Regions from separate parts of the Mus musculus genome. Here all the other regions are linked to region 3. The links are chromatin contacts, found by Hi-C or POLR2A ChIA-PET in ENCODE. All regions are on one chromosome and are shown on one strand. Each heading gives the region's core, a stretch centred on a gene start or an enhancer-like site at or near the end of the contact. The rest is flanking DNA. Distances are from core to core; before and after follow the strand shown.

Evidence for each region. Hi-C counts contacts between places; a loop is a spot of excess contacts on that map. ChIA-PET counts read pairs that join two places held with the same protein, here RNA polymerase II (POLR2A).
Region 1: a loop to region 3 is called in a map of v-Abl transformed pro-B cells, with 2.5 times the contacts of the local background. The contact joins two enhancer-like sites. A Hi-C loop is called at or near these places in 3 of 37 maps with a recorded cell type or tissue (CH12.LX, heart and v-Abl transformed pro-B cells). POLR2A ChIA-PET finds 5 or more read pairs at or near these places in 2 of 5 experiments (both embryonic stem cell).
Region 2: a map of heart shows a loop between it and region 3 (1.8-fold over the local background). The contact joins two enhancer-like sites. A Hi-C loop is called at or near these places in 2 of 37 maps with a recorded cell type or tissue (both heart). POLR2A ChIA-PET finds 5 or more read pairs at or near these places in 2 of 5 experiments (both embryonic stem cell).

The regions. Positions count from the first base shown.
Region 1 is chr12:80,000,767-80,004,615 of GRCm38, forward strand. No RefSeq gene overlaps it. Among named protein-coding and RNA genes, the nearest start is that of Gm36834, 17 kb to the right of the region's middle. Within about 2 kb of position 1,927, at least 2 of the 3 ENCODE cell types and tissues checked have a DNase peak (open chromatin) inside an H3K27ac peak, as active enhancers do; they include heart, where a contact is called at or near this core.
Region 2 is chr12:80,021,200-80,024,795 of GRCm38, forward strand. Gm36660 (a long non-coding RNA gene) reads right to left here. Exons shown (of 4, transcript XR_872852.1): 4 at 1-755. The region is part of intron 1 of Gm36834 (a long non-coding RNA gene); the gene reads left to right. Among named protein-coding and RNA genes, the nearest start is that of Gm36834, 3.4 kb to the left of the region's middle. Within about 2 kb of position 2,016, at least 2 of the 3 ENCODE cell types and tissues checked have a DNase peak (open chromatin) inside an H3K27ac peak, as active enhancers do; they include heart, where a contact is called at or near this core.
Region 3 is chr12:80,061,400-80,065,052 of GRCm38, forward strand. The region is part of intron 3 of Gm36660 (a long non-coding RNA gene); the gene reads right to left. Among named protein-coding and RNA genes, the nearest start is that of Gm36660, 23 kb to the right of the region's middle. RefSeq lists an enhancer at 1-3,653. Within about 2 kb of position 1,310, at least 3 of the 3 ENCODE cell types and tissues checked have a DNase peak (open chromatin) inside an H3K27ac peak, as active enhancers do; they include heart, where a contact is called at or near this core.

The sequences.
Region 1 (3,849 bases), core at 677-3,176, 60 kb before region 3:
GAGCAGCACCAAGAGGTCCCCAGATGGGACACAGAACTCCAGGCAGGAAGTCCACTAGCCAGTATCTCCTTTTTAGAATTGAATATGCTGAAAGATTAGACTATTTTCTTGAGTTTCGTCTCTGTCACACTCCACTTTGTGTACCCAAGAAAGTTGCTGCTCCCTCGTCTCAGGCATGTGTAGTTCACTATGGTTTACTCCCTTTCCTCGGGAGTAAAAAGTCTACGGTCACAAATGGCTCCTACTTTTCCCTAGTGTGTTCATCTAAGTTCTTCAGAGATTAGAACCAAGTAGATCTCTGTTTTGCTTTGATTTTGTGTTTTAAATATTTTTTGTTACTGTACAAAATAATGGATTTTGCTGTGGCATTTTCATATGTATATATTGGTATTTACTCACATAATAGTATTTAGGGGTGTGGGGGGGGATGGATTTTCAGTCAAGATTCCACTGTGTGTGTGTATGCCACATTTCTTTATCCATCCATCTGTTTGTTTGGTTTGAGACAGGGACTTACTATGCAATTAGGGTAGCCTCAATTCACTATGTATCCCAGGCTAGCCTCCAACTACCTATCTTCTGACCTTCATCCTCTGAATACTATGATTATTGGCCTATGCCAGGATGTCCAACCTAGATTTCTCTATTTCTTTATCTACTTTTTTCCTGAGCAAGCACCATCAGAGGGTTTGACCTGCTATCATCAGCCAACAGCTAGGAAACCTGAAAAGCATCCTCAGAAGAGAGAGGATGCCCACCCCTTGCCCCCCATACATACTATGAACTGAATGGTTGTGTGGACGGGCAGGACCTGCAACTTGAGCTCATCAAGAAACCTGAAGCACAACAAGGGTTTGGGGCCCTCAACAGTGCTGATCTCTTCTATTCTAGTTGAAATTAGAAAGAAGGTGTCCTTGCTGTGGTCTAGAAACAGAATCTTAGCTGTTGAGAATGAGCACAACTTAAAACTCCTTCACACACACACACACACCCGGCCTGCTATGCATGACCTGCGATCATGGGTGAGACTGCTTGGTATTTTCATACTCATGGAAACAGGGCCCTGTTGATCTCAGAGGCTCCCAGATTAAGCCTGAGTCTCTATTTTTAATCTCTCCGGAAATAAGCAAAAAAAGAGAAGTCTAATTTCAAACAGACTGGACTTTACATAGGAAATATGTAGGTCCCCTGAGACTCCTAGAAATTGTCTGAAACCCAAAGGCCCCACTTGCTTCCCCCACACCCCCTCTCCAGAGCACTAGGCCACGCCCAGGAGGCCTGGGGCTGCAAGAGAGAGTGTTTGCAATCAAAAGTCCAACCTTGGCTTGGACTGGCCAAACCAGCCCAGCCAGCTAGCCTACTGTGCCTGAGGGCAGGGGTTCTGGGTGAAGAAAGAAAGGCATTTGCCCACAGCCTGCACCCTGGCTTTGGGAGGATTCTTCTCTCACCCCCATTGCTTTTGAGTTTTCTGGTTTTTTCCTCTACTCTGAGGCTTGTCAAGTTCCAGGCAAGAAAGCATAAAAGGATTCCAAACAGCACCATCAAGCCCACCACTCTCTCTCTCTCTCTCTCTCTCTCTCTCTCTCTCTCTCTCTCTCTCTCTCTCACACACACACACACACACACACACACACACACACACACACACACACACACACAAACACACTTCCTACTCCACAGCATTCCCATCAAAATCCAATTGCACACAGTTCTGGGATCTGGAGCCAAATGAGGCCCAGTAAAAGCTTTGAAACCATTCACATGGCCCCTAGCCCTCCATAAGAGTTCCATAGTTAAAGTTCCAGCCAGAATCCTGGGCCTTGCTGGCAACCCGTGCTGCTGGGTCACTGTGGGAGGTGGGACAGGGCCCTGTAGCCTGCTGTGCCTCAGTTTCCCTGCCTGTCAGTTTAGACAACCATGACGATGGCTAATTCTGAATTGTCTGCCTGCTGGTGGGATCAGGCACTGAGGGGGGCTCAGATTTATGGCATGGAAGTCTAGGAATGAGCCAAAGTGGAGGGACTAAATTGGGTTGGGTGCCCGGCTCCCAGAAAGGCAGCCAGGGAAAATTAGACACGCTGCTGAGAGAACTATCCCGATGACTTCACAGAAGGCTCCTGCTCAGAAACAGCCACTGTGTTATTGTAACTTTCACAGCCTGGGCCAAGCTCTTCCTGGTAACGGGAAGTTTGGGATTGAAGTCGTCCGTGTACCCGGCTGTTACCGAGGTCACCCTGGGAGCTGGGGCTCTTCCAAAGGAAGCCAGCATGGGGCTTCTGGGCTTGGCGGAGTGGCTGGACAGATGGACAGTCTCTGAGTAAAAAAGTCATGGTTGTAAGGCAGGCGGGGAGGCGTGGCAAGCCCCCCTGCTGCAGCTACCTTGGTGGGAGTAAGTCTTTATGGCGTACCTCTGCCACAAAGCCTCTTGGTCTCCAGAAGCCATGTTCGCAGCAGTAAGCCAAGAGCCCAGACAGAGAAAGGGCCCAAGAACTACTACCATAGCTCCCCCACATACACCAACCCCCGGACCACAAACCTCCAGGCCCACATAATTCCCAGCAATGGATTTTCTTCTTATCCACTAAACCCTGTCCATTGCCCTTCTAGCCATTTGCTCTTTTTAATCTTCCTTTTATGCAAAAAATAAACAGCTCCGTGAAGTTTCATCCCACCCTTGTCTTCCATCGGCGTGCTTCAAATGATTACGAGAAAGCTTGGTTCACGTCGTCCAGCGAACCAGTCTAACTAGGGTTTGCCTCGTGGATGTCTACCCCTGAACTGATTTTTTTTTTCTTTCCCACCACTGCCGGCTCTCAGCCACTCATCCATCTCCTGCTCATCTCTGTTGGAAACGCGACCAGCCAGGACCAGCCAAGCCAAACAGGTGTCAGTACGCACTCAGACTCTCCAAGGATGAGAGCTCTTCTGTGGCTACCAGATTGTACCCTGACGCTGGCCAGCTCCTGGCGTCTGCCCCTGGCCCTCCCAAGATGGCAGTCTATGGGGACATAGTTCAGACACTCGATCTGGTTTCTTCCAAGTCTGGTTCCATTGGCAAAATGAAACTCCCTGCCAAGAGAAAGCCAGCTTGTCTTGTCTACGAGGCACCCATGGTACCTGGCAAGTCACCCACGCTGAGATGGCAAAGGACCCTTGGAGACTTCCACACTTGGTGAGCCATTGTGAGGAGGGAGGGAGACAAAAGGAAGATTCCCGAAGCAAATGTCAGATGCTCATAACACAGTCTTATTCTAGAAAACAGCACATGGGGCAAAGATGCAATGACAAACATAAAACAACTAGTTCTTGCAAAAGGAAGGAAGGGCAGGAGATTGTACACAGGACCTTAAAAATGTAAAGCTTCCCATAGCATGGTTGTCTCACCTCTCCAGTCTGTGTGCTACTCCTCTCTTCTGCCCACCTGAATTCACATTCACAGGCTTACACACCTGGGGGACTACTATCCCTGCCTACTTTGTTGCTGTCACCCATCTTCCAGTTTCCAACTCTGTCCTCTCTGGCATCTCATCCCGCTCCCTAACAAACCTTCCAGAGGCCTGGAGATACATTGCCTCTTCCCTCCGCCTCACATCCTGGCTACTTCCTCCCTACACTTTGTTTCCACATCAGTGGCTACCCCTATCTGTCCTCTGATGCAGATGCACAGGGCCTTGCCTTTCTAATGAGTCTCTGTATCTCCAACCCTGTCTTAAAGTATTTTTGTATGCCCCAGGGACATCTCCACAGTGCTCTGAACACTGTCAGACCTTGGACAGTGCTTACGTAGTTGACTGATTATCCAAAATGGATTTTGAGGGAACAAATGGATACAGAGTCATGAGGAACTAT
Region 2 (3,596 bases), core at 766-3,265, 39 kb before region 3:
AGCCCCGGCTCCAGGCAGCATTAATAAAATGCAGGTGTTTGTACAGTTGCTTTAAAAGAGAGCGGGGAAGAAAGAGTCTCAGCTGCAGGAAGCATATAGAAATGAGCAGGGTTCAGTGGAGAAGAATGTGCAGGCAAGTCATGAGAACGCATTTTGCAAAGTGGGCTGGATTTGGGTGACTGGAATGCAATGATTGCTGATACAGGGCTGTGTGTGTGTGTGTGTGTGTGTGTGTGTGTGTGTGTGTGTGTGTGCACATGCCTGTACAGACAGGATTCTATTCTTACATAGACATATACTATCACCATACATCTTTTCCCAGAAGCACCTCAGACATCTTGGATTTGGCCTTCCCTCGCTATGACCCAGGATTGGTTGCTACAGACCCCACCACCAAGGGGCTGCCTTTTCTCTGCCTTTTCCTTTCTCTGGACTTCACACCCTGCCCATCTTCCCCACCACCATCCCTTTCCCTCTGAGGCTTCCCAATGGCTGTTTCTAGTTGGCCTCCGGTGTCTTCATCTCCCCTCTGCTCTATCTCCAAGTCAACACTCAGGAGCCCGGTTTCCTGTTTTCAGAGCCCACTTCTGTGGCCATAGCAGAAAAGAGTCCTTGGGCATCTATAGCTCTGCGCCAGTGGCTATTCAGCTTCTGTTGCTCGTGTGCTGGCCTCCAGGAGCCTCCTGAGATTCCTGTGCTGGTTTATAATGAAGCAGGTGAGGGAGCTGCATCCTCTTGGCCACTCAAGGCAGGATCTGAGTGAAGAGAAACAGAGGTGATTACCCTGAGACCTGGGCAGTAGCTCCAAAGACAGCTGGGTTCAATTATGGTCCCCCTGTCCTCCTTCCATCTCCTATGATAAAGGAGGTTGAAGCTGGTTACGCCTGTGGTTTACATTGTTTGGGTCCTGGTCTGAAATCCATTGAGGAATAAGGTTATAGCCATTTGATGACACAAGAAAGAAACTGGGTGATCCAGGTGGGGCCCCAGACGGAGGTAAAGTTCTTCAAATGGAAGTGGGTTCCTGAGTTCATGAGGAGAGAGGACCAGGGACATATGCTGAGAGGCGTAGGGCTCAGCTGCTGCTAATCCTATGCTGACCCTGCCTGTAGTGTGTACGTGTGCAGGACTAATGTGCTCTCCAGAATCCAGAGCCCAGAGGTCACGAGGAGATCAGGGGCTGGCAGGAACGCATCAGCTACCCTCTCCCTCAGCCCAGACAGAAATAACACTCTGGAGGATCAAGCTTTTACATTCTCACCTCTCCCATCCACCAAACTGGAGTCAGCAGATGGGAAGAGCGGGGCAATCAGATTGGCATTTAGCAGCACAGTCTGTGCCTGGGTCAGCCTTGGGGGGAGGGGGTGGGCTTCAGGACTAGCTGCCAGCCCACTAGGGAACTTTAAGCACTCCCCAATAAAGTTTCTGCAGCTGCAGTGCCCCAGGAGAGCGAGCCTGAGATACCTAAGATTTGAGCTAGCAGGGATGACAGTGGCAAACACCTTGGAAAATCCAGGATGAGCACTCTCCAAACCAGCATCATATGTCTTGGAGAGCCCCGGCCTCTCCTCCCTTCTGGGAGTCCCGGTAGGGGACAGCCTTGCAACTTCAGGACCGCACCCCTGTCTGAAAATCTTATGGAGCCCCTCCCCCACCCGCCCTGTGACAGGGGTCAGCAAGCCACAGATGTTTCTAATGAAGGTCCCAGACCCTGCCAGGAGGTAACAGGCAAACCACACAGCCCTGGATCCCACAAGGGGCCACAGCCCCCGGACCTACGAAAGCACACGCTGCCCAGTGAATGAGACCCACACTCTGGCATTCTCAGTTCTTTTCAGGAAATTGCCAACTTAGCCCTTGGCTTTCTCCTATCCCGCGCCCTCCCCGTTTCCGTAGTAACACCCCCCACCCCACCCCACCCCACCCCCGCGCGCGCCCACCCTCCGGAGCCCCTCCCCTTGCTGCCTGCCCCCTCCTCTCTTCTCCACCCTCGGGTCTCATCAGTCTGGGTGGGAACCAGGATTAGAGTGCCTGGGGACTGGGCCGCTTTTCCCAGGGCCGCTATGCTTTCCTGATGTCTTTGCAGCCGCAGGCTCCTGCCCCAAGCTTTTCAAGTCCCCAGACTTAATGAGCGGTCCTGGGTTTCCTCCTCTTCCCTTTCTCTGCCTCCAATAAAGTGAGAGAATTAACCCAGGTTTTAAGTGCCCGGGTTCCAAGTTGCATATCAAAGGGGGCTTCCCCAAGCTGCTTCTGCATTTCAAAGGGGCTGATTTACGCTTTCACTTAAACCCACACTTTTTGGGGTAAGAGTTTTACTGAGAGGTCAAACTCTGGAAAAACAAATGGATCCCCATTCACCCCTCCTGGGGTGCGCTGGGCCATTGGTGTATAAACTGCCCACAAGAAAGGTGGGAAAAAGGCTGCTCAGAAGCCAGGGCCCAGATCACCCCTGTTCCCGTGGGGTTTGCCTTTAGGAAGTGGGAGGGAGCACCGTCGGATCCTCCCAGCTGCTACAGGCCCTGTGTGATGGAACTAGTCAAATCCTAAACTCTGTGGCTGCTTCCTGCCCCTCCCAAGTCTGTTAACTACCATATACTGGGCCTTTCCTGCTTTATTTCCTTCTAACTGCAAAGCCCCTGACAATATTTAGCTACCATAGACCCGAATCAGTTTCCGAACACCAGCTTTCTCACACCCTCATAAAGCATTTCCACCCCAAATCCACTCACTCCACAACCTCTGCCATCATCCTACCCCACCTCAATTCACTCCTTGCTATGACTTCCTGATCCTTGAGGTCCTTCTCCCAACATCTCACCCCAGAGCCCACCTCCATGAAGTATCTTGAGAGATTCTGATCTCCACCATAAATGTGAAGACGTTCTTACCATGATTTAACACAGACCTGGTCCTTAAGCTTTCTCCATCATTAAGTCCCTGCGGAACGTGCAAGCAGTCAATGAAGCAGTCCTTGAGAGGGGCCAAGGAGATGATACAGCATCCTTGAGGAACATCTTAGGCATAATCGAGGGGTCAGAGCTGGAGAAGCATGGTGTAGTTTCCCCTTAAGGGTTGCATCTGTGTTTCCTTCTCTCACCTCGCCACCCGAATATTCATTTATGTAGTCACACAGAGCCATGTGCTGGCAGAAGACCTTACTAAGCACCTTCTGTATGTCAGGGGATTGAGACCAGAGAGCCGGTAATGAACTACAGTAAAACAAGATGAAAACCCCATCTCCCATGAAAAGGCTGTCAGTGTGTATAACCACAACTAACCTCTCCGTGAGGGTCTGGGGAAAGCTTCGGGCAATTTATTTCTAACTTGGAAACTGGTCAGGAACTTAGCAGATAGATGAGTATATTCTGGGTGCAAGGAATAGTAGGGACAAAGGCTATGATGGTGGTATCCCACCGATCAGTGTGTCCAGTACTCAGTGTGGAGGGAAGTAGCAAGAGAAAAAAGGGCATCAAATCTCATTATGGGTGGTTGTGCTCACATGTGGTTGCTGGGATTTGAACTCAGGACCTTCGGAAGAGCAGTCAGTGCCCTTACCCTCTGAGCCCGGTGGCACACGCCTTTAATCCCAGCACTTG
Region 3 (3,653 bases), core at 60-2,559:
CTTGTGCCATTCAAGCCCAGTGTGTGTGGTGGTAGAGAACAAACCCATGGTTTCCTGCATGCTAGGTAAGCACTCCACCTACTGAGCTACATCCCCAGCCCCTGGTGTGTGTGTGTGTGTGTGTGTGTGTGTGTGTGTGTGTGTGTGCGCGCGTGCGCACGCATGTGTACATATTTTTAAAACTCCTAAATAGTGTGCTGACTTACACCACTCATGCATGCTCTTTATTATGCACCCTCAGTCTCCTTTGGAAGATGTCACACTACACTTTCAGAGACATTATAGAAGGTTTGTCTGTCAGTGCCAGGTCAAAGCCCCACAGGTTAGGGTCCCAGAGAGGATCACACCAAGAGTCCCAGTACCTCCCTCTCACTTCTATGGACGTGCTGGGACCTCACATCCCAAAGTCCTGGGACCAAGTCTCCTGGCCTTATCTTTTCTTTTCACTGAGCCTCCATGCTTGTGTCCACCATGTGGACAGCTTTTAAGCCCCTCTCACAAAGCCTGGTGCTTGAGACAAAGTTAGCCAGGTTCTGCTCTTTGTCCACATTTCAACAACTCTTCTGCCTGATATTAAAAATAGCTTTGTCTGGTCGAGTGAGATCAGGCCAGGAGACAGGCGCCTGCTGTTCTAATCTCAGCCTCACAAATAGCTCTTGATGCGCTTGAGTTTCCCTCAGCACCTTCAGGGGCTCCGACTGCAACAGGGGCCTGCTTAGTTACCTCTGAAGGTGAGATTCCTCTATGCTGCTCCTGAGGTCCACAAGAGGCCTGTGCACGTGCACACACACACACACACACACACACACACACACACACACACACACACATTCCTGTTACGGACCTTTTTGGTGCCTCAGAACTAAGCCGCCATTGAGAGCATTCACCACACTCCGGGTATCCTATATTTCCCAGGCCAGAACCTACAAAAGCGTCCCTTGAGAGTTAAACTCAAACATCTATAGTAAACAGGCTGCCCCTCCCTGTCTGCCCCCTCCTCCATTCCCCACCCCTAATTCCACCTCCCTGTCTTTCCCCCAAGCCCATCTTGTACTCTGTGAAAAACCATAGACCCTTTGGTTGCCAAGGGAACCAAGCCTTTCATTCTGTTCCAGTGACTGGCTGGTTGGGGCTGAGGGGTAGGGCAACAACTGGTGCCCAGACCTTTGGAGCACACACACCCCCTCACAATGCCCCCCTTTTTTTCAAAGGAGGAGGGGTGGATTGCACCCCAGTTGCTTTTTCACCCAAGCCCAGCTGGGTGAGACAGAGCCCTTGGGCTCTCAGGAGTTCCTTGGCTGCCACTTCGGGGGGAATCCATGCTCCCCAGGCCCTTCTCTGGCCCTGGCCCTTTCCAGAGGACAATAGCCTCCACGCAAGGGAAAATTCCATCGCCCAGGGTTCAAGTCTCCAAGGAGTTGCTGGGGCCTCTGTTTAGCCTAGAGTGGGCTCTGAGGAGCCGCTGCAGCTGTCTGGCTTGTTTCCCCCTCTTGCTGTGTTTTCTCTTTAACCCCTGAGCTGCCAAGGGGCTGTTTTACCCCAACCCCCAGACAGTGCCTGGGAACTAAGAGAGGAAAGAAATAAGGCTTTGTTCCCTGGGGGAACTAATTGGGAAAGAGCAGCAGTGTGGCCTACAGGGAGAACACTCCCACCTCTGCACATCTTCACTGAAACCAGCAAGCAGGAGCTAGGAGCAAGGGGCTACAGAAAACCAGGGCTGCTCAAGCTGCTGAGAGCCATTTTTCTCAAACTCGGAAGACGTTGGGTGGGTGTGGGGGGTGGAAAGCTGCAAAGGTCTCCATCTTCCCAGCTCAAGGCCCTAAGCCAACACCTGCTTTTCTCCCCCTGCTGTTTCTTCCAAGATCTGCACACACACAAAAAAAACAACAACTCTGGAATAAAAATAGAAACTGGGGAGACCAAGGCATCCTGTTTCAAAATACTAGATTGGTAAGTGAGAAATATCTAGCAACCCCATGTCAATGCTTAACCTCTAAAAACCAGTTTTTTGTTTAGGAATTTTACTTCATTGCACATCAGTAGCAATCAATACAAAGGTTTTCTCACAAACCAAAAGTTCTGCTATGTATCTTAAGATGGGGCGAATTCTATGTACAGATCCTTAAGGTACTGAAACATTATTCTGACCCCTATAGGAGTAGAATACATTTCTAAGCAACCATCAATGCTTCCACGTATGCAGCCAAGCCAGCCAACCATGGCCATTGATCAAGAACATTTGAGAAAAGAACTTACTCTCACACTGAGACAATAGTGCAAAGATTGTCTCCGTGCTGGGAAACACCTCCTCCCCTCTCCGGGAAGGAGAGTTCTGATCCAGATATGAAGACAGCTGGGGTCTAACACAGAACTCAGAGGTTCACCCTGGCCCTAGGAGAATACAGATTGGTGCACACAGCAGGGAAGCCCAGGCCTGTTGGGTTCCTCCTGCTCTCAGCAGCCACATCTCCGGTTCACCCTCTAGTACCCGATCCTGTTGACCCACAGCCCCACCCCCACCCTGTCCTGCAGCAGTCTAGCCTTTCTCTGTTGTGGCAAGGCTGCATTTTTCCCCCAGGAAACTATTGTGCAAAAAAAATGAAGCAACACAAAGCACAGAAGTGTACATGAGCCTTTTAGGGTTCACATCTAAACCAGAGGAATTTCTCAACAAAAGCATTGAGAGGAAGGTGAAATCAACCCGACACTCAGAACACTTGAACTGGGCTGTAGCCCCTAGTCCCAACATTTCATACTCTCTCCATGCGTGCGATCAAGCAGATGGAGCCCTGGCTCCTGACCCTCCATCCACACTCCCGTTAAGAGCTTCAGTGGCCAGAACAGACACTGAAAAAGTCTATGGGGAGTAGATTTTACTCACAGCTCTGAGATAGATCATCTCAGAGGTGGGCATGCTGCTGCATATCATAACTAAAATAAACAAAAAACAAAAAAACAAAACAAAACAAAAAACCTATCCCCACACAAACACACACAAGTGTTGACTCCGCATTGGATCATCTCCATAATTTCTTTTAGCTCTAAAGAAAGAGCTGACTGTTGAGAGACTGGCCAGGGCTAGGGTGGAGCCTAAATGTGCCATGTTCAGAGCAAAGGCTTTGACTAGTGCCAGATCCTTTTCAAGTTGAATAGCATGGAAGAAAGCTAACCGACCCACCAGAATAATAATAGCTAGCACTGATGGGGCCACAGCGCAGGAAGGCTGCTCTCTGGATTTCGTGTGTGTTCATTTATATTTCACTTCATAATAACCCTATGGGGCACTAGCATTCTATCTTATGGAAGAAAGGAAAGAAAGGAAGGAAGGTAGGCTACACATCAGGAAGTGCAAGGACAGCAACTACTGTCACCCAGAGACTGCCCCACCCAATCAGGAATCCTAGACGAAATTGCCTAGGATTTTGGCCCCACTGTCCCAAGAGAAGAAATATGCAGAGGCCCTTGTGGATGCTCAAAGACGACACATGTGATCGATCTGGCATCTGTAGCTGGGAATCAGCAGATGACCCTATTTCCCACTCTGGTTCTGCCCTTCTAGAGATGAGCACTGCCCGCTGCCCCAGCTCCTGGGCTCTGTAGTCCCCACTGCTCAACTCAGATCTCTCGGGTACCTGCTTGTCTTTGTATTCTAT